Linked DNA regions of Mus musculus: region 2 is linked to region 1. Evidence: chromatin loops called from intact Hi-C (ENCODE). Cell type or tissue: heart. All regions are shown on one strand. Links, peaks and the distances in the headings refer to the core of each region. The heading gives the core; the rest is flanking DNA.

Region 1 (11,122 bases), core at 5,606-8,105:
AAGACAATGCAGGATCTCTGGTGCTTGGCCCACCGAATGTCCAGGGCAGTACAAAGCTCATCTTTAGCAAATAAAAGTTCTGTGGATTAAAGAGAGGGTCTGGATTTCTTTTTTTTTTTAAGACTTGTTTATTTATTTTATTTTATGTATATGAGTACATTGTAGCTGTACAGATGGTTGTGAGCCTTCATGTGGTCGTTGGGAATTGAATTTAGGACCTCTGCTTGCTCTAGTCAACCCTGCTTGCTCTGGTCGGCCCTCTCACTCGGTCTCTGCTCTCTCAAGCTCAAAGATTTATTTATTATTATAAATAAGTACACTGAAGCTGTCTTCAGACAGCACCAGAAGAGGGCGTCAGATCTCATTATGGGTGGTTGCTGGGATTTGAAGTCCTGGAAGAGCAGTCAGTGCTCTTACCCACTGAGCCATCTCACCAGCCCAGGGTTTGGATTTGTAAGGTGACAAAATATGTCTGTCCTAGATCCAAAAGGACAGGAACTAAACCCCCATTTTGCTTTGACTGTAGTCAGGCGAGTGTGGAGAAAGGGAACGCATCACAGCAGACTGGCACTGCTGTCTAAACCATGGTCTGCCACAGTGGCCCTCTGGCCATAATTCACATTGCTCCCAAAGCAAACCGACTCACCCCTCAGTCTGATTCCATTCTGCTTCAAGCCCAATTCAGTGATCTTGTCATACAAAAAAGCTTGGAACTGTGTTGGGAGGGTGAGGAAAACAGGGAAGCAAGAAGACAAATCAAGTATCATGTGATCTCTCTCAGAGGGGGAGCCCAGGTAGGGCTATGTGTGTGTATATGTGTGTGTGTGTGTGTGTGTGTGTGTGTGTGTGTGTGTGTGTGTGTGTAAAACATGAAACTAAAAAGAAGAGTATTTGGGAGAAGAAAGGGGAGAAATGGGAAATGGATCAAAGAGGGTTAAAGGAGCAACAATGTGGGCGTAGGACAATGACATACACTATGAAAATGTCATAAAGCAAGCTGCTATTTTGTATATTTACTTTTTAAAAAACTAACAAAAAATCAAGTCCTAGTTTAGATGAAGTTCCTCTAGAACAGTTTTTGCTATAGCTTCTGAAATATGGATCAACTACATTACTCCATTGTGAATAACGACAGAATAAAAGAGACAAGTTGCCAAGCCACCACAGTTAGCATGTATGATAATATCTGGAAATGATAACTACAATAAAGATGGGGGAAGAACTAGGATAGAGCTTGATGGTAGAACATCTCTCTAACATGCTAAAAAAAAAGTGTGTGTGTGTGTGTGTGTGTGTGTGTGTGTGTGTGTGTGTGTGTAGTAAATTTAAAATCCACCAGGGTTACATACAATCCTGTTTCAAAAACAACAACAAAAGAGGCTGGCGAGATGGCTCAGTGGTTAAGAGCTTTAAGTGGTTTCGAGTTCAATTCTGCCCTTTAAGTGGTCCCGAGTTCAAGTCTCAGCAGCCACGTGGTGGCTCACAATCATCTATAGTGGGATCTGACGCCTCCTTCTGGTGTGCCTGAAGACAACTACAGTGTGCTTATATACACAAAATAAATACATCTGTTGGGTTTTGTTTTTTTGTTTTGTTTGTTTTGTTTTTTAAAGACATCAAAAAAGTAACAAAAACAACAACAAAAATGTTTAAGTAGTTTGGCTTCAAGTAGGAAAAATTCAGGTATTTGAATATTGATTATAAAATAATCAAAGATGAGCGGGGGGTGGGGTGGGGGGGGAAGGCCAGTCTAATCAGTGTATTTCTTTTTCCTGGTCACTTCACTGGTTCAACTTTGAGTATGTGACACAAGACAGTCCAGTAGGTGTCAATCCCAGGTCAATGTTGTTAGAGCTACTAGGAAAGAACCTCTTTCTCTATCACCATTACTACACTGGAGATGTCAGCCCCAAATCCCTAGTGGCCAGCCTGAGGATAAAAACAGGAAAATGGAAGAGAAGCAGATGCAGATTTAGTGTGATACCACATTAGTAGCTCTATTGACCCTCTTTGAATTAAGGCCGTGTCTACCATGGGCTGTCTTGGTGTATATACCAGTTAGATCCTATATATTGTTATCTCCCTGTCTTTCCTTCAAGCCGTTTTCAGTTAGGATTCTGCCAAAATGTCTTCCCATTAGTTGCATACTCTCTGAGGACAAAGCACTTGACATTTTAAAAAATCCATCCCAGCACTTAGTACAGAGTAAACACAAGGTAAATGTTCAACAAACATGAAATATAGAATAAAAATATAATAACAATTAGTATTCTGCCCAACTGGCAACAAAATTGAAAAAGGGCACTAGCCCTTAGCAGGCTCCCAGACTTACTTAGTATAACTGACTCCATGATGGAAGTACCATTCAGGCCGTAAAATTCAGCATGCAGACAGTACCACCTGACAATAAAACAAAGGCCTAACCCATCAAAGCCCATAGTTCTAAATGTACTACTTTGCTTTTTGGCTTCTGTAGTTCTGCTTGTGGCTAACTGTTCTTGTTATCTGAAGTGTGTCAATGCAGAACATGGTTTTTGTGCTTAAAAGCTCCCCCTGAGAAAGGCTCAGGGCTACCCTGGGGTCCTGAACACCCAGTGTAGTCAGCAACCAGCTATTAAAGACTTTCTATTGGCTTAAACCTATGTCTTTGGTGAATAACCCATAACAAATATTAAAGGGGGAACAGGAAACCACAAACTTTCTAATTTACAAGATATAAAAGAGTTCTTTCGAAACATTTTGTTTCAACTTTAATATTAGGGCCAAGGGAAGCCAATTTAACATTAGATCCACTTCTTATTCCTAGAAGGGACAGAGGGAAGACAGCTGGGTGTGCTCCCACTTATCAACATGATCTAAATGAGGGGCCTCAAACATGACAGTGTCATGTCATAGTTATAAAGATACACCTTTCACAGTGAATCTAGGCTTATCTGTCAACAAGTCTTATAATCATCATGGCTTCCTTCCTTTCTTTCCTTCCATACTTACTTATTTTAGGTAGGGTCTCTATACTGAAACCCCGTACATAGCCCAGGCTATCCTCAAATTTAGCCTCCTTCTTAGCCTCTGGGATTAGAAAAAATGCACCACACTACTGCACTTAGCTAAAAGCTACACACTTTTTTTTGAATCTCATACTGTGCCCAGGTTGTGGGACTCGTGATGTATATATAGTTCAGTGGTCTGAATGTGGTAGTTTATACCTATAATCCAAGCAGTCAGGAAGTGGAGACAGGAGAACTACTTTGAGTGCAAGGCCAGCCTGGCCCTCAGAGAGAGACTCTGTCGTAAAAAAAGCAAACCAGAAACACACAATTCTTAGAGAAAACAGAAGGAACCCAGTGAGGATGGCCGAGGCTATGTTTAAGCTTCTGCCCCTGGGAACCAGCATGCAGTCTCCCCTCCTCACGCTCTGAAGAAACGCAAGAACAGCGCTAATCTCTGGAGGAGCCTACACCTCAGACCAGCTGCCCACTGCCCTGGACACTAACTATAGCAGGGGCCTTCTCACCGCTTCTGCCTGAACCCCATGAATTTCTCTTGATGTTCAAAAACCAGCACGGGAGAGTAAGAAACCAACATTTCTAAATGTCCTCCTTGATCTAAATACTCCAGTTCTTCTCTTCCCTCCATTTACCTCTCTATCCACACAGACCTCTTCTCTGCAATGTCTACCATCTCATAAGGAAAACGTAACAAGACAGTTTAAATAAGCCATTGATCATTCACAAGCTAGGGTTTTTTGGGGGGTAGGGGGTTGTTTTTGTTTGTTTTACAAAATCAACGTGACAAACTTTAAAAAATGCCTATTTGGGTAAAAACTGTAACTGATAAATGGTTCAAATTTCTAAAATAAGCTACAGCTTCACTCCTGCTACCACCAGGAGCTTTGTTTATTAATTTCTCCTTTATCACAAATATTTCAATATTGTATTATGAGGCTTTGTGGAGATGGACTTTTACCAGCACTCTAGCAACCATTAAGTGGGTAGAATCTCATCTAAGGGAATCAGATGCCTTTTCCTGAAGATGTAAAACTTCTGACACTTAATAGTATATCTTTGTTGGCAATTCTCAAGACTTTCCTAGGACTCACATGAAGCCTGAGAGAAGACAGAATTTTACTAGGGAAGGCATTAGCCAGCAATCAAACTCCAAACATTATACGGATATAAGAGCAATAACTTGTCGCCCTTCTTCCTTTCCCCAACAAAATGAAAGGTGTTACTACAAAAAGTGTGTGAGGATTCAGTTTCATACGCTAACTAATAAACTCCTAAAAGAGTCACAAATGAATGAGCCAGGCATGGCGATGCAGGCCTTTAATCCCAGTACTAACAAGCAACAAACAAACAAACAAAAACCCTTTACTACAGCAACTAACAATGATGGCAACAGTCAGGCGTCTTAGTTGCAAGCAATGGAAGGTGGAGGCAAGAAGGTCAGGAGTTCAAGGTCATCCTCAGGGCCACAATGGGCTACCTGACTCTCTCTCAAACAAAACAAAGAAACAAAAAAGAAAAAAGGAAAAGGACTGGAGGCGGAAAGCCAGACCTGCTCTTGAGGAAATCTCATACCTAATGTGATCTCCATCCTCTTAGCTCCAACTCTTGCTTCTGTTCAGCAGTCAAAATCTAAATGTTGGGGAAGGTGAGATGGTTTATTGAGTACAGATGCTTGCTGCTAAGCCTGATAAGCTGAATTCAAGCCCTGGGATGCACACAGTGAAGGGAAAGAATAGATGACGGCAAGTCTGTCCTCTGGTCACCACGTTTGTGTTGTGGCACACACCCTCCCTGTCAATAAATAAATGTGATAATAACAATTATTGTCACTAAGACCTTGGGTCTAGGCTGGGGAGGCAGCCAACACTCTCGATGCCCAGCACTTGTGGAGGAAGTGGAGGAAGAAGGGTCAGAAGCCCATCCTCAGTGAGCTGAAGATCAGCCTGGACTGTACATGATCATATCAGAAAAAGAGGGGGAGGGAGCGGAGGGAGGGAGGGAGGGAAGGAGATGCTTTTCCTTGTCTGATATTCTGTGCATTCTCTCTCAGTCCTGAGATAATCGTCATTCCCCTATGGATCACTTTCTAGCTCTGTACAATTCATTGTTTCTGGGATACATTTATTTAGCACTCCAGAACCTCTGACCCTCTACTTGAATTGGATTTTATATCTCCAGCATCTTTATACAACAGAGGGTTCCTTGATGTCCATGCCTGGCACGGTGTCTGACAGTCAGTGTAGGCTTACCACATAGCTACCAATTTTAAAAAATGAAGAGAAGACCAGACGGGAAGTTTATTTCTTGGCATTTATACGATACTGGCTTTTATCATTGTTTTTTTTTTCCCTCCAATATAAATGAACCTTTCACCAACTGGCCTTATCCATATTGTAATCATGTACTTCCTGTCTTTTGCTTTTCAGCTTGTACTAGTCCTTCATAAATCAAATTAGACTCCTTAATAACCCTTATAATGAATAGTTCCTATTTCTGCTAATATAATTATATTCCACTAAGATGCAAACTCTAACGGAATTCTTCTTCCAGTAAAGATAGACTAGGTAATTCAAACTAACCCTCCTGGCCAAGAAAGAGTCAGTAAATCATTAAAAGCAGATGGTTCTTCTCCCCCACATTTGTATTAACCTTTTAAGCTACTGTCCTAGTCAGGGTTACTATTCTGTGATGAAGCGCCATGCCCAAAGCTACCTGGGGCAGGCAGAAAGGGTTTGGTTTGGCTTATGCTTCATCACCACTGCTTACCAACCCAGGAAGTCAGAACAGAAACTCACCAGGGCAGGAGCCTGGAGGCAGGGGCTGATGAGAGGCCATGGAGGGGTGCTGCTTAGTGGCTTGCTCCTTGTGGCTTGCTCAACCTGATTTCTTTTCTTTTTTTTCTTTTTAAAGATTTATTTTTATTTCTATGAGTACACTGTAGCTGTCTTCAGACACACACCAGAAGAATGCATTGGATCCCACTACAGATGTCTGTGAGGCACCATGTGGTTGCTGGGAATTGAACTCAGGACCTCTGGAAGAGCAGTCAGTGCTCTTAACTGCTGAGCCACCTCTCCAGCCCTCAACCTGATTTCATATAGAACCCAGGACCACCAGCCCAGAGGTGTCCCCACCCACAATAGCTGGACTAGTTACCAAATGTTCTACAGGCTTGCCTATAGCCTGATCTTATGAAAGCATTTTCTCAGTCAAAGTTCCCTCCTCTCAGGATATGGATATGTGTGTGTGTGTGTGTGTGTGTGTGTGTGTGTGTTGTGTGTATACACATATACATACACACACACACACACATATATATATATATATACACATATACATATATATATACACATATATACACACACACATATATACATATCAAGTTGACATAAAACTAGCCAGCACAGTTAATATACAAAATAAAACATTTCATGTTTTAATACACATATATCCACTGTACCTTACTCATCCATCCTACCTTCCCCCAAACTGCTCCCCTTGTCTCTAAATAGCCCCCTTTGCTTTCATGTTTTGTGTGTGTGTGTGTGTGTGTGTGTATGTGTGTATTTTAAATCTAGATTCCAAAATATTGTCTCTCTTCCTCCCTCATTACCCTCTCTAGTTCCCCCATCTGCCATCCCATCCTGTCCTGGTCTCCCTTCTACTTTTTTTTTCATTAGATATTTTCTTTATTTACATTTCAAATGTTATCCCCTTTCCTTGTTTCCCCTCCGAAAATCCCTGATCCCACCCACCCCCCCCCCCCGCTCCCCCAGCTTACCAACCCACCACTCCTGCTTCCCTGTCCTGGCATTCCCCTACACTAGGGCATTGAGCCTTCACAGGACCAAGGGCCTCTCCTCTCATTGATGACAAGGCCATCCTCTGCTACATATGCAGCTAGAGCCATGGGTCCCTTCTTATGTACTCTTTGGTTGGTGGTTTACTCCCTGGGAGTTCTGGGGGTACTGGTTGGTTCATATTGTTGTTCCTCCTCTGGGGTTTCAAACCCCTTTAGCTCCTTGGGTCCTTTGTCTAGCTCCTCCATTGGGGACTCTGTTTAGCATGTTTGACGTTGTCAGAGGGCTGTTTTCAAGACAATGAAAAATGACAAGGCCAGGTTATGAAAGAGTCAAATCCAGAGAAGTGAGCCATGCATTTGTGGCCGTTTATCCCCATGGGCAGGGCTTCCAAAGACAGATTCATGGGTTGAATTCAAGAACTTCACAAGCTTGAAAAGGTAAAATTTTCTACATTTTTACTACCTTCTAGTTGAGATATACCAGTTCCTTTAACTTTGATTGTAAACACAGATTCTTGTTGTACTTGTGACTTTGTCAACGGTAGAAATCTCAGCTCCTATCATGTTACAACTCTATTAAACTTCTCACAATATCACACATGCTGCTGTCACTCACAACTTGTATCACTATGTCCTTTGATAGTGCCAGGAGCCTCTGCTAGTTGTTGAGGGTGCAGCTGATATACTCTGTACTTAATACTTTTAAATTAAAGTTTAAGTTTCTGAGTTTTCAGATGATTTTTAATTTTGGAGGGCAAAGCAGTGGGGTCCAGGATGCACTGAGGCTGGAGGACGGATGCCAGTAAAGCCATACTGCTCTTCTGCTCTCCAGAGAGCTATTTAGAAACCACCTCTCCTGGACAATTTTGCTTAGCTTCAAATCATTCCAGCACCTGATGGGACTGAGGTAAGCCAGGAGTGCTAGCACCCAGGGATCTGCCAAAGCAGATGGAAATCTTCTGAGGAAGATAACAAACATTCAATGCCATTGTCTCTACAGTTCTTTTCATACCCAATGAGTATCACTCAACTAAAGGGAAAAGTAGACTACAAAGTAAAACAATAGAATTTAAAAAGATATACTAGAGATAAAATAAATAAGCCACAGCAAATCCAGATATGGATTCTATAACACCCACGCTTTACTGGGCTGAGCAAATTAAAAAGCAAGAATAAAGAAAGAAACTAGCAATGAAAAGTACAAAATAGGAAAAGAAAATGAGGTCTTGAAATTGTCTCAATACTGGGCCTAGGTGGGCTTTGAAATCCTCCTGTCTCAGATTCCTGAATGGCAGGATTCCAAACAAGAGCCACCGTCATCCCCTAGCCTAAGTGGAAATTACTGAAGAACTCAATAACATAATTAAGAACTTGGTAGGTGGGCATAATAGCATTTAGACACAAATAAGGAAACAATTGATGAACTAGAATATAAAATATGTGAAATAAAACCTAAAAGACAAAATGAAGGAAAATGCAAAAAGAAAGTACAGAAGACACAGATACTCTGAGGAGGTCTAACATTTATATAATTGGAATCCCCAAAAAGTAAGAATAAAGAGAAAAACAGAAGTATATCTGAATAGCTCTTAATTGAAAATTTACCAAAACTGATTTAAAAATAAAACAAAACAATTAAATAATCAAACTGTGGCTAGCAAGATGACTCAGTGGGCAAGGTGTCTGCTCCCAGGCCTGATGACCTGAGTTCAAGCTGCAGAATTCTCATGGTAAAAGGAGAAAATGACTCCTTCAACTTGTCCTCTGACCTTCATTCATGCAGTGTGGAACATGTGACAATGAGGGAGTTCACATACATACATACAAAACAAATAAATGTAAATAAAATGTAAGACACCAAGCTATAGGTTTAAGAGGCACTAAACAACAAACTGTTTAAACATACTTAACTTTTCTTTTTTTTAAAGATTTTATTTATTATATATATTTTTATGTGTATATATATTTATTTTATATATATTTATGTGTATATTATACACACACACACACACTGTAGCTGTCTTCAGACACACCAGAAGAGGGCATAGGATCCCATTACAGATGGTTGTGAGCCATAATGTGGTTGCTGGGATTTGAACTCAGGACTTCTGGAAAAGCAGTTGGTGTTCTTAACTGCTGAGCCATCTCTCCAGTCCCCTTAAATATACTTTTAAAATCAAACTATTCAAAGAATGTCAAAACTGCCAAAACCCAAAGACTAAGAAGCGATACCTGAAACATAGGTAGATATTAAAAACAAAACAAAAAAACCAACGTTTGCTCTAAGAGGCAAATGTTAAGGTGCAGCCCTCAACAGAAATAGAGAAAACTGTGTCTACCTGTACTTTATAGTAAGCAGAAACTGCCCATCAGAAACATGAGAGCCCCACCAGGACTAGGGTGGATGGGCTGCTTTGCATCGCTGCTGATCCACCCAGGGCACCACTCACACTAGGAACGTTTGCCACCCCAGGCTGCAGCAGAGCCTGAACCTCCCACTAGGAAGTTACTGACACTGACAGCTTCATCCTGCTTCCGGAAGATGGATCACTGATGCAGCTGAATGGAGGGATGAGATCAGCTCAAATAGTTTCACATTTTTATAACTCTAACATTATTATATACACATAAAAAACAGGTGGGATCAAAACAATACTCAGGAGCTGCTGAGATGGCTTAGTGGTTAAAAGTACATGGCTGCTCTTTCGAGGATGCAGATCCTGTTCCCAGCAACTACTCGGAGGTCCCAAGCATCCCTACTCCAGTTCTAGGGGTCCAAAGCGATCCTCTGACAATGTCAGGCACCAAGTATGAACATGTATAAGGCAAAACACATAAAATAAAGCTAAAAGAATTAAAAACGACAATTTCAGAACAGAATCTTCACGAGGATTGGGATTCCTCCTGATTTGTTCACTGCTACATCCCTAGCATCTACAACACTGGGTAAGGTACAGGTACCTTACTCAGTGGCTGCGTGAGAAGTAGTGTCAGCAGTGATGGACCAGAGCTTATGCAACACTCATTAGACCTTAAGCTGAACAACAAGCCCTTCACATCCATTATCTAATTTAATCTTTCCTTCCAACAATTTGGTAATGAACATTTTTTTTTCGGTTTTTTTTTTTTCAAGACAGGTTCTGGCTGTCCTGGAACTCACTTTGTAGACCAGGCTGGCCTCGAACTCAGAAATCCACCTGCCTCTGCCTCACAAGTGCTGGAGTTAAAGGCGTGCGCCACCACTGCCTGGCATTGAACATATTTTTATGTATGAATCTCACTGTTTTACAGAAAAAGCTAAGCACCCTGCCCGAAACACACTGGCAGGCCCTCAAACAAAGATCAAAGTCTCTATTCTTAACCATTATGCTACTGTGCTTTCAGGCCATATTAAAAGCCCGTTTTCCCCCTATGCAAATTCTATTTGTCTTTCCCAATGAAGAAAAGCTCCCCGTGTTGTTACTTAACTGCTCTTATTTAACTATTCATTCTCCTTGTTCTCAACTCTTAGCCTACTGTCTATATAACTTAATGCTATTGCAGAAGATCTGATCACGTGCTCCCGCTGTCTGCTCCTCTGTAAACGTTATCCTCAGCCAAAGTACAGTTCTTTACAGGCAAATTCCTACTGATACATGATGCTTTGTCACAATACTTACTGTATGGCAAAGGAATGAAGAAAAACATTTAGTCAGGAAAATATGCAAGAAACAGAGTAGTTTGGGGATCAGACTTGTATGGTTTAAAATTCTAAACATCACATTGAACTAAAAAAAACCACTCTCTTTAAAAGGTGATTTTTCATCAAAATTCCCATAGTATCCCCTGGATGTTCAGGGCAATCTGGAGATAACAGTTCTTAGTTAAACCCTCTTGACAGGGCATGTGTATTACATAGTAGGTGAAGTATGAGAGTGTGCAGATAAACAATTATCCACGCATGTAAACGGCAACTTGTGTGGTGTAAATAGATTCCCCCTGTGTGGAACTGCCTGCATAATGCTCTCTCTGGGCTCTGTGGTTTCTCAGTACATTCCAACTGCTCAGAGGCTGGAGTCTGACTGCCAGCATGAGGAGCAAGGACCTCAGGAGAGAAGGTCTGCTTTCCATTACCCTGAACACAGCCCAGCCAGAGTGAAGAGCACAAACCAGAAGGCTGGACCTCAGCTCTCCCATTACACCTTGACAGTTTTTAATCTTAAGAGGCAGAGGAAGTTGAGTGTAGATGTTGAAGATGAGTGAAGAACAAAGACGAAGGGAGGGAGAGAGGGAAGGAGAAAGAGAAGGAAAGAAAAGAAAAGAGAAAAAGGAA
Region 2 (11,122 bases), core at 5,824-8,323, 72 kb before region 1:
TTTGCTGGTGTGCCCGAGTATTCAGAGCAGCAGTGAACTAACCCCCTGGCTCTTTCAGGCATCCGACTGCACACCATTGCTGCTCCACTGCACAGCTTGGCTCCTCCTTCCACCTCTGCATGCAATTTGTCCTTGGAAAAGCTTCAAGGTTTGGGGGTCCCAATGGTTTCATCTAAAGATGGCCAGGCCAAACCCAGGGTGCAAAGAATGGAAACAGCGTATCCTTGTTTGGCCACCAGAAGGCACAGCCATGTGACCAGGCTCAAATGAGAACTGTGCGGGTAAGAAGACAAAGTCATCAGTCTGCCTCATTCTGAGCAAGCTGACAGCCACAGGCCTGGGAAAGGAAGGCACAGTTTCAATTGCTTCCTAGTCTTGGTTACCTTGGTGGCAGGACGGGCTCCTGTACGGGTGAGCTCTGGGCAGTCTGTGGAGACAGTTCTGGCAGCTCTGCTGAAGTGGACGTCAGTGAGCAAGGGCCCTGAGGTCTGCAGAAGTGCGGCACAAGACAGACAGCAACCTTTGCCCTCGTCCTTTCACTGAGTTCCTCTTTAAAAATAACCAGGGATGAAGCATCAGGTTCTTTTTCCTGTTTTGAGGGGAGTTACAAAGAGGCTGCAGTATGAACCTGACACAACAGAGCAGGCTCTCAGTTGTTCACACTGTGATGAGACTCCGATTACAGGCTAAGGATCGCCAGGAGGTGAGCAGAACAGGTGGCTTGTCTCATTGCTATTGACTTCATACAGGTATATGCCTAGTCATAAAGGTATATGCCTAGTCATAAAGGTATATGCCTAGTCATAAAGGAAGTGGTGGGACAGGTGGATAAGTCAGTATCAGTGTCACCCAACACACACACACACACACACACACACACACACACACACACACACACACATGCACACGCACCACACTTTTAAAATGCATATCCTTCTGACTCAAAATTTATATTATTAAGAAAACCACGTTTAATAAAATCTTCCTCTTACAAAAATAATTTCAGCCAGGCTGTATTGGTGATTCACGCCTTTAATCCCAGTACTTGGGAGGCAGAGGCAGGCATGTCTCTGAGTTCCAGGCCAGCCTGGTCTACAGAGTGAGTTTCAGGACAGCCAGGGCTATACAGAGAAACCCTGTTTTGAAAGGCAAAACAAAACCAAAAATTTCAAAGATGTGTTTCTACAGCAGCAGTTCTCAACCTTCCTTTAATACAGCCAATTCCTCATGTTGTGGTGACCGCCCCCCACCAGCCATAAAAATTATCTTCATAGCTACTTTATAACTGCAATTTGGCTACTGTTATGAATTGTAATGTAAGTATTTTTGGAGACAGAGGTTTTCCAAAGGGGTCTTGACCACAGCTCTAAGTCTTCTGACTCTGTTACCAGAGAGGGAGCTGCACCTTAAGAAAGAGAGGCGTGAAAGCTTAGGCTGCTTCTGTGACTGACTCCAAGCTGCTACAGAGGCTAGTGAGGTCACACAGCTCTAGGTCTGAGCTCCTCTGAGGTCATTTGTCAGAAGTGTGGTCTTAGGCCCTTGAAATCAGTGAGCTTCAATCTTCTCATTTACAAAATGAGAATATCCTCATGGGATGATTGTGAGGAGTATATAAATACACCCAAGCCATTCAGTATATTGCCTGGAACACGGTAAGTGCTCCACAAAACATCGCTGTGCTTAACGTTCTGACTTCTAATTATGGGTACAGCAACCAAACACGGATGTGTGGGAGATCCAAGTAGTGGCTGGCACATAAACGGCATAACATGGGGAAAGTCTCTATTGAGCTGAGGCGACCAAGCTCATAGGTGTTATAGGACTTTAGAAACAAAAGTTTGGTTTCCACGAGCTACTGGCTAAATGTGAGCTCACATGGTTGGAATAATGTGAGCTCAACGGCCGGATTGCCTGAGACCTCATTTTTGACTTGGAATATTCCCACCCCAGATTCTGGCCTTGCAGGCACAGCCCTTCTGTCTAGGCTGCCACCTGTTGAGACAAACAGATGCCATCTGAATGCAAGGGGGCTTGCAAGCATAGATCTGATATCAGACAGCCTTCCTCTGCAGCATTCCTGGGGTCATGAAATGACCAACATTCCTAAGGGCTGAATCTAACCCTTCTTGCCCTGTAATCGGGGCTTTATGAAACCGCTTCTTGTGATTGCCCTCGGTACCTCTTGAGTCTGTGAGGTGGACTTCATTAATATTGATGTGCTGTAGCTCGTTAACCTCATTTGATGTTTATTTACAACCATTCTTCTCATATGCTAATGAGTGACACTGGGCTCTTCAGATAGAAAGTGGGGAATGGGACTCCCTCTGCCAGCATCTCCTTGGCAAACTCCTGTCCCTTGAAACTGAAGTTTGCACAGAGGGAATGAGGCCAAGTGGAGAGAATGCAGTGGAGAGGACAAAATGATGTGAAAAGAATGTCTGCAATGTAATGGGGCAGAGAGAAGCCCAGCTGCTCGCCATGATGTGAGGAGGTTGGGTTACACCCACCCATGGGTAGCAAAGAGAAGCTGGTGGGATCTGAGGTTGCTGTAATGGACAGTTTGGCAGATTTGGGAGTTAGGGAGAGGAGTGGTGTCAAGAACTGAAGGCCTCTCTAGAATTTATCCCATCTTCAAATAGGATCTAAGAGATCAGCAGACGGGGATCTGGCTGAATTTCTGCCCAGCAGCCCTGTGCTTGTCACACCTAGCTTGGAGAAAGAATATTTCCAAACAAGCCTGTGAAACAGGCAGGTGCAGGAAACCATTGCTGTTTCTCTCCCTTCGAGTTACCCAGGAAAAGGAGACAACAGCTGGCTACACTGGTACGGAAGACCAAAGGGTAGGGGAACTATTTCTAATATCCTGTTGTTTCAGGGCTGCTAAGCCTAACCGGCCACAGGTCTCTCCCAAGTTTTACAGTGCTGACTGAGTGAGTCTTGAGCTGCCTCACCCATTCTAAGTGTTTGAAACTACAGAAGACAAATGGTGGGGGCAGGAGGGGACCTACTTCTGATGTATAAATGTGTGTAACACAAGCAACAACAGCAACATTTCCTAAATGTCCACTCCCACTCTCCTCTCACGCTGCCCGCTTTCTGTCACTGTTTAGACAATTATGCCTGCCCTGCCTTTGGGAACCGCACCCTCTTCTTTCTCCAGATCTGGCTTCTTCTTTGAAGCACTTTGAAGATCATCTCTACCCTTGATGTGCTGTATACGGCTGAAGAGGCAAGAGAAGAAAGAAACCTCCTACATTAAAGATTTAACCACATTTTATTTAAGCATGAAGTATTGGTTCTAACGGGTAGGTTTTATGTTTAAGTTGATTGTCTGAAATCTTTACCCCTTAGGGGACAAATTTCATCTTCTTTTAAGTTCTCTCTGAACTCAGTTCCTTTTAGAAGAACGTAATAATCAATAGCAATTTGCATCAGACCTGACAATCTGCAGCTTGCCTAGGCACAGGGAAAACAGCTCAGAAAGAGGAACTGACATCTACATGCTTGTTCTAGACCACAGGGATGCTCTTCAACCTTGCTGTGTCATCTTTACCCTCAACCCCATTGGATATGTGTTTCCTAGCTACATCCCAAACTATAACAACCCCCCCCTTCTTAATCACTAAAGAAACCATCTTCTGTCCTGCTGGAGGTAATACTGCCCCCACTGAAAATGCATGTTCTAGCTGAGTGTGGTGGCACAGGCTGAGATCCCAGTACTTGGGAACTAGAATCAGGAGTTCAAGGCCATACTTGGTAAAATAGCCAGTCTGAGTTGTGTGAGTCTGAGTTTGCTATGTCCAAAAATTAAAAGAAGTAGAGAAGGAGCCGGGAGAAGAGGAGAGAAGGCATGAGAAGAAAAGATGTTGGGGATCGTGCCTGCAATCCTTTCAAGAGCCTAATCCCAGGGGGCTGGAGAGACTGACTCAGTGGTTAAAAGCTCTGGCTTCTCTCCTGAGGACCCTGGTTCAATTTTGAGCACCCACATGGTGGCTCACAACTGTCTCTAATTTCAGTACTGGGGTATCTGGCACCCACAAATAGACATATGGACAGACAAAACACCAACACACATAAAAAAGTAAATTAAAACAACAAAAACAAACAAACAAGACCATAAGAGCCTAAGGCAAGAGAACTGCAGTGAGTTCAATGCCATCCTGGGCTAAAGAGTAAGGTCCTATTATCTGAGAGCGAGCGAGAGAGAGAGAGAGAGAGAGAGAGAGAGAGAGAGAGAGAGAATAAATATCTGACTGAGACTGAACCTAATATTCTCTCAAAATGAGCATCAATGACATTCTGTTCTGATGAGAAAGAGAGAGAGAGAGAGAGAGAGAAAGAGAGAGAGAGAGAGAGAGAGAGAAAGAACGCGCTTTGTATCTATCTAGTTAATGACAGCTCTTCCAAGAGAGAAATCAAAATCCTTTCCTTTCCCCTCCCTACACTGGGCCTGATCTAGCCACAGAATCAATGGCTACTTCTTGGCAGTGGGTTAGCTTTTCACAATAGTCCTATTTGAGGAGGTAATAGATTGCCAGACCCCTCAAAGTCAACAATATGCTCCCTTGTAAGAGAATTAAGTAGGATGGAGTTCATTATCTCATTAGATTTCTCCCGAACCTCCGTGGAGGCAGTGGTTGCTGCGGCTGTTCCCTTCCCACAGGCAGAGACATGGCGGCTGGGCACAGGCAGCTCACGTAGGTCACAGTGTGATCGTGCTTCAAGCAAACACCTTGCTGACCCCATGAGGTTGCTCTGGGGTTGTCTAGACCCACGTCCTCTGGTTCTTTCTTTAATATAGGATGATCACACTGACAGAAATGTGTTTTGAAGGTGTTGTCTCCACCAACACCGATTTCTCTCCATCTGCCAGGAGAAAGCAAAGGCAGGCAGCGCTAAGTGGGCCTCTAAGAACAGACATTATGCTGCATGTCTGTAACATCAGCATGCATGAAGGCAGGTGGATCTCTCCGAGTTCAAAGCCAGCCTGGTCTACAGAGTGAGTTCCAGGCCAGCTAGGGCTGCAGAGTGACGTCTGTCTCAAAAAAAAAAAAAAAAAAAAAAAAAAAAAAAAAAAAAAAAAAAAGGCAAAGGCTATCATGGTGGTGAAGAGAAAGAACTCAGGCTATTGTTCCAAAGGTCACTGTACACAGGAGCACAGAGGACTGTGTAGTGAGTACCCCCTTTTCCCTTTTCTGAGACAACCACTACCACCTTTCCACGACTGGGGGGAGAAGCACTGAACCAGAATGTGCACTCAGGAAATGCAAAAACCTGGATCAAGACCTCCCACAAACACTCTTCAAGCAATGAGAGATATTTAGCAGTCATGGGAACTGACCACCTCTTTAAAAGCTAGCCGCAAGTGAGTAGGAATTAGAGGTTAGTGAGCCAAATAAAAAATGCTATGTAAAAGGGCTCTTCTCTGTAAACTAGGCCTACAGAGGTTAGGCTTGCAGGGCCTTTAGTGTCCCAAGTAAATCAGTATGAGGATTCCCTCAAAATAAAATGCTATATATTTCTTCTAGAGAGTGATAATGTGTCATCCATTAAATAGATCTGTGCCTCATCCACTCTCATACTGACTGTCTATTCTACTAAAGATGAGAAAGGAAGGGCATTGGGTAATGCTGTTCATATGGCCAGACTTAAGTAATATCATCTCCAATACATGTGTCCTCATGTGATTTAATCCACACTGTGGCAGACGGCCTTTCTATCTGAAGACGTGGAGATGAGCTGGTGATGTGTTAAATGCTTTAACATTTTGCCAGGATCCAAAAGGTATAAAGACACCAAGGAGAATGTCAGAGTATGTTAGCCAGTAGTTTACTGTTTGTTTTGTAAATAACAAACAAATAAATCTTAAGGCAAAGCAAAAACAGCAAGAGCTCCAAATTTCTTATTTTGCCTTAAAGAAAATAAGTCAGAGCCAGGCAGTGGTGGCGCATGCCTTTAATCTCAGCACTTGGGAGGCAGAGGCAGGTGGGTTTCTGAGTTCGAGGGTAGCCTGGTCTACAGAGTTAGCTCCAGAACAGCCAGGGCTATACAGAGAAACCCTGTCTCGAAGAAAAAACAAAAATAAATAAGTAAATTAAAAATTAAAAAAAAATAATAAATTGGGACCTGTGAGGCAGCTCAGTGGGTAGAGACAGCTTAGTGTATAAAAGCTCTGCTGCTAAGACTAATGAACAAAGCTGAATCCAAGGACCCACATTACCATAAGGGAATGTCCTCTGACATCCACATGTGACACCCACCCCCCACCCCCCACATCTACACACAAATAAATGTAAGGAAGTTTGTAAAAGGGAATGTTTGAAAAGAAAAACATCTCCTACTGGCTGTTATAATGGGAACGAATCCTTTGAAGTCCTGGCTGTGTGAGGAAGGACTAAACTGAAGCACAGAGAGGAGGATCCTCTGCTAAATCCCAGGGATCGAGCACTGCCAGTCAACTGGGAAGCATGGAAGATAAGGCGATGGTACCGTGGGCCTCCCCTTCCCTTTTAAGACAGGGCCTCTCTAGGCAGCTGGCTGGCCTGGAACTTGCAGTGAGCCTCTGGCCACTGTGTGCTTCCTGCACGGCTCATGGCCACTCCTGATTATTAATCCCAGCAGCTTTTGTTCACCTTGTTCTGCCAATGAAACTATGTAGAGAGGTGATCTTGTCCAGTCCTGCTAGCAAAGGTCTGGTATTCTAGCTGCTTGAACAGGAGAATTTAAAGTTCAGCGTTAGGTACAGAATGAGTTCAAAACTACTTAAGCAAACTTAGTAAGACCCTGTTTCAAAAGAAAAAGAAGAGGGCTTGGGTGCACTCTGAGCCAGGGTGCTTGTTTGGTGCTTCTGTGAGGCTCCAGTTCGACCCCCAGTACTGACAAAGGGAAAAACTTAAATTCAGGAAAAGACCAATCTTCTCCATAGTCAGTAGCCAAAGGAAACCTTTCTACAAGTCAGGGAAGCCAATAAGAAGTAGGACTATACCTAGTGTTTTTAATCTGAAGTGCTCAAAACATTAGCCGTCATGAATACCCACTTCCCACTTCTGCTTCCCACCTCCCTGTAGATTGGGGAAGAAGAACAGATTTAGGGAAGGAGAGCTGTACTGCATCTCAGTCTCTTCCAGATCACAACTTGAGAACTCCCCAGAGGCATGGGTGGGGCTCCAACTCCTCCAAGCTTTCTGGCAAAGATCCCGTGCAGTCACTTCAGGGGTAGTTCAGCAAAGTTCCTCTGTGATAGGCCTGGATGCTGAAGTTTCTTCACCGGGCCAGGGGAGAAATGCAGAAGAGTAAAACGGCTTTCCCCCTATAGGATTGCAGATCCCTTTAGCTCCTTGGGTACTTTCTCTAGCTCCTCCATTGGGGGCCCTGTGATCCATCCAATAGCTGACTGTGAGCATCCACTTCTGTGTTTGCAAGGCCCCGGCATAGTCTCACAAGAGAGAGCTCTAGCTGGGTCCTTTCAGCAAAATCTTGCTAGTGTATGCAATGGTGTCAGCGTTTGGAAGCTGATTATGGGATGGATCCCTGGATATGGCAGTCTCTACATGGTCCATCCTTTTGTCACAGCTCCAAACTTTGTCTCTGTAACTCCTTCCATGGGTGTTTTGTTCCCAATTCTAAGAAGAGGCAAAGTGTCAACACTTTGGTCTTCATTCTTCTTGAGTTTCATGTGGAACAACAATATGAACTAACCAGTACCCCTGAGCTCTTGACTCTAGCTGCATATGTATCAAAAGATGGCCTAGTCGGTCATCACTGGAAAGAGAGGCCCATTGGACTTGCAAACTTTATATGCCCCAGTACAGGGGAATGCCAGGGCCAAAAAGTGGGAGTGGGTGGGTAGGGGAGTGGGGGGGGAGGGTATGGGGGACTTTTGGGATAGCATTGGAAATGTAAATGAGGAAAATACCTAATAAAAATATTTAAAAAACGGCTTTCCCCCTTTCCAAAATAAGGAGAGATGTGGAACTACAGAGTCCACAGGTGGCCTTGTCCTGGTTCTGTGCTCACTTAACAGCTCTGTGGGGAAACAGTAAAATAAGTGACTTGCTCAAAGATACACAATGGATGTTTGATAAAGTTGGTCATGGAATCCAGGGATATTTCTACAGGAAACAGGGATGGACTCAGGTTATCAGAGTAGTGGGAGAGGTTTCAGAGTAGAAACTATTTTCTGGTTATTTTTCAGGACTGGGCAATGAACTCAGGGCCTTGCATATAATAGGCATGTTCTCTACCACAGTGCCACCATTGCTTAAACAGGAGAAAGGGAGGAGGGCTGGATGTGTGGTTCAGTGGGTAGCCTGCTGCCTCATACACACAAAGGATTTGATTCTCAGCATCTGGTGTTAGGTGTTACAGTGCATGCCTGCAATTCCAGTGTTCAGGAGGCAGGAGGATAAGGATGTTCTAGGTAATTATCCCCTACTTAGTGAGTTCAAGGATTGTCTGAGCCATCTCAAACTTTGTCAGAGAAGTGAGGGGCAGGTAGAAAAAGACCCATTAGTCCAGTGGCTCATTACAGTACTGCAGCCCAACCTCAGAAGCACTGATGTATAAAGAGAACCTCTAACAGTTCCATAGAAAATAACTTTACAATTAGGAGTTTAAGGAACAGGTGGTGCTTTTTGTTCCACTGTTGAGCACAAAACACAATTTGGTGCTGCCATGTTGTATTACTGATGGAGCAGATCTACACATTGAGACAGTGAGGCATCCTTTAGCTTTAAAAGCATAAGGAATATTATTTAAATTAAACAAAATAGGGCACAGTGATTAAAAGTGTTTGCTATGCAACCATAAAGCCCAGAGTTCAGATACCACAAATGCCATAGCTCCAGTTCTGAAGGAGACAACATTCTCTTCTGTCTTCTGTATGTGTGCATGGCATACAGATAGGCATATGCTTATCTTGTCCCATAGACACACACACACACACACACACACACACACACACACACACACACACACACAGAGATAGATAGATAGATAGACGGATAGATAATCTAGAAAGCAAACAATTCTTTTGCTTTTTTCAGGGCCTCTCCAAGATCAAAACAAAAGAGACTCCTGAGAGTTCTGTAGATTACCTGCACAAGACTTTTATAGCAGGGCCAGGCATGGTAGTTTATGCCTTTTAGCATTGTGTAGGCTGAGGCAGGCAGATCTCTGTGAGTTCTAGGCCAGCCTAGTCTACATAGTGAGTCCCAGGTCAGCTGGGGTTCTATAGTGTGATATATCTTCCTATGAAGAACTACAGGCACTTACTGACTGCTGAGAAAGGGAAAGAATCAGTCTTCCTCAGGGACCAGCTCCTAAGTAGTTAGCCAGTATCAAATAGTCAGCTCTAAAAGCATAATCGAAGCAGCACTGCGTGGACTCAGCATATGTATTTACATATTTATATGTAATAAGAAAAGAAAGCAAGAGAGCTAATGAATGGAAGGAGGGCCTGGAGGTAGAAGAAAAGGCACCATGTATAATGATAGGGAATTAAAGATGATCAAAGTTATTATACAAAGTATAAAATGTCATAATGAAACCCATTATTTTGTACAATTAATAAATGCTAATAAAATGAAAAACAGAAGAAAGGAATCCTTATGACTCCATAGAATCAAAGTTTATGAACAATAACATTTTCTGCTGTTTGAGATAAATTAGTGTAACTTCTCAAGGTGTCTAATTCTTGTTTGCTTTCCTTCACTCAGACATGTGCCTCTTCTCCAGAAGGCAGTCTTTCCTTATAGTCAGTTGCTATTCACTTATGTGAGTTTTCCAGAAAAGGCACGTTCAGATTCAAGTGGGATAGATGTTCCCTGGGCAAGGGCTGGAGGGAAGGGAGGATGAAAGCCATCGTTTAGTGGGGGTGGTTTCAGTTGGGGGGTGAAGCACAGGTTCTGCGAATGAGTGGGGATGACAATGAACTTAATACCACTGAATTTTATACATATATTTTACAATAATGAAAAGTAATGTATTTTGAATAACCCAGAAAAGGGGTTCTTTAATCATTCATTCACACACACCATGGCTAAGGCAGGTCTATAAACCTCCCGCTCATCAACATCACTGGGTTTGCATTTAAGCTACAGATTCTTTGACGGCAGCCCAGACAGGCTCTGTTTTCTTTTTATACCCTTTTAAGCAATGAAAGGAGATTATCCATCGTCATTAAGCAGTAGTTGCTTAAGAAACAGTTAGTTTAAAGGAAAGTAATGGTTGCAAACACTTGGCTGCAGAGGCCCATCTATGTAAAAAGCCTCCTCCCCCGTATGGCCTCGGGGAACTACTCTGCAGTATACAAAATAAGCAAAACTGAAAACAACAAACAGCAAACAAAAATGCCCCAAACTAAACAAAGAACCTTTATATTCCTAAGAGAATTTGTCTTGTAATAACACAGTTTTTGTTTTGTTTTGCTTCGTTCTTTTTCTTTTCTAGCTCCAGGAAGATACTGGAATTCTGTAAATGGCAGAGAGCAAAGAGGTGCTGGAATACCTAAAAACATTAAAATTATATATAAAAAATTCTGCATGGTTCAAAGATTAGTTTGGTCTTCTGTCTCTTCCTTTCTCTCTGTCTGTGTCTCTGCCTATCTCTGTCTCTCTCTCTCTCTCTCTGTGTGTGTGTGTGTGTGTGTGTGTCCCTAGCTGTCCTGGAACTCACTCTGTAGACCAGTTTAGCCTCAAACTTGGAGATCTGCTGCCTCTACCTCCAGAATAAAGGTCTCCACACCTAATGATACTTCTTTTAGTCAGGAACCAAAATAAAAACCACATGACCTTGCAGACTGTTTGTTTTGTTTTCAAGACATGTTTTTCTCTGTGTATCAGCCCTAGCTGTCCTGGAACTCACTGGTCCAAGCTGGCCTCAGACTCACTCTCAGAGAGCTGCCTGCCTCTGCCTCTCAGAGTGCGGGGAAGGATTATTTTTAATGATCTGTAAACTTCATGAGACAAGCATACCCTAAGGCTTGAAGTGGGGAAAGGTGTTTCAAGACCTCCAAACCAGTCATTGCTCCAATGTATCAAACATCCTGTGAATGTCTTTCCTTTGGAGTGGAAAGCGAAAGGAGAAGAAAACCTGGAGATGAGTTGGGCATGGGGACAAAGTT

Evidence for each region. Peaks named below come from ENCODE experiments on the same cell type or tissue, not always from the same donor. Only the 100,000 strongest peaks of a DNase experiment are listed, where the experiment ranks them.
Region 2: it touches region 1 in a loop (2.1-fold over the local background); 1 of 42 quality-filtered maps calls a loop at or near these places.

What each region holds. Positions count from the first base shown.
Region 1 is chr2:91,400,810-91,411,931 of GRCm38, forward strand. All of the region lies in intron 2 of 1110051M20Rik (RIKEN cDNA 1110051M20 gene), which reads right to left. Among named protein-coding and RNA genes, the nearest start is that of 1110051M20Rik, 38 kb to the right of the region's middle. In heart, for the core only: no CTCF peak of the experiment used is centred there; no DNase peak of the experiment used is centred there.
Region 2 is chr2:91,328,188-91,339,309 of GRCm38, forward strand. The region is part of intron 3 of 1110051M20Rik (RIKEN cDNA 1110051M20 gene); the gene reads right to left. Among named protein-coding and RNA genes, the nearest start is that of Arfgap2, 69 kb to the left of the region's middle. In heart, for the core only: no CTCF peak of the experiment used is centred there; a DNase peak (open chromatin) is centred at 7,184.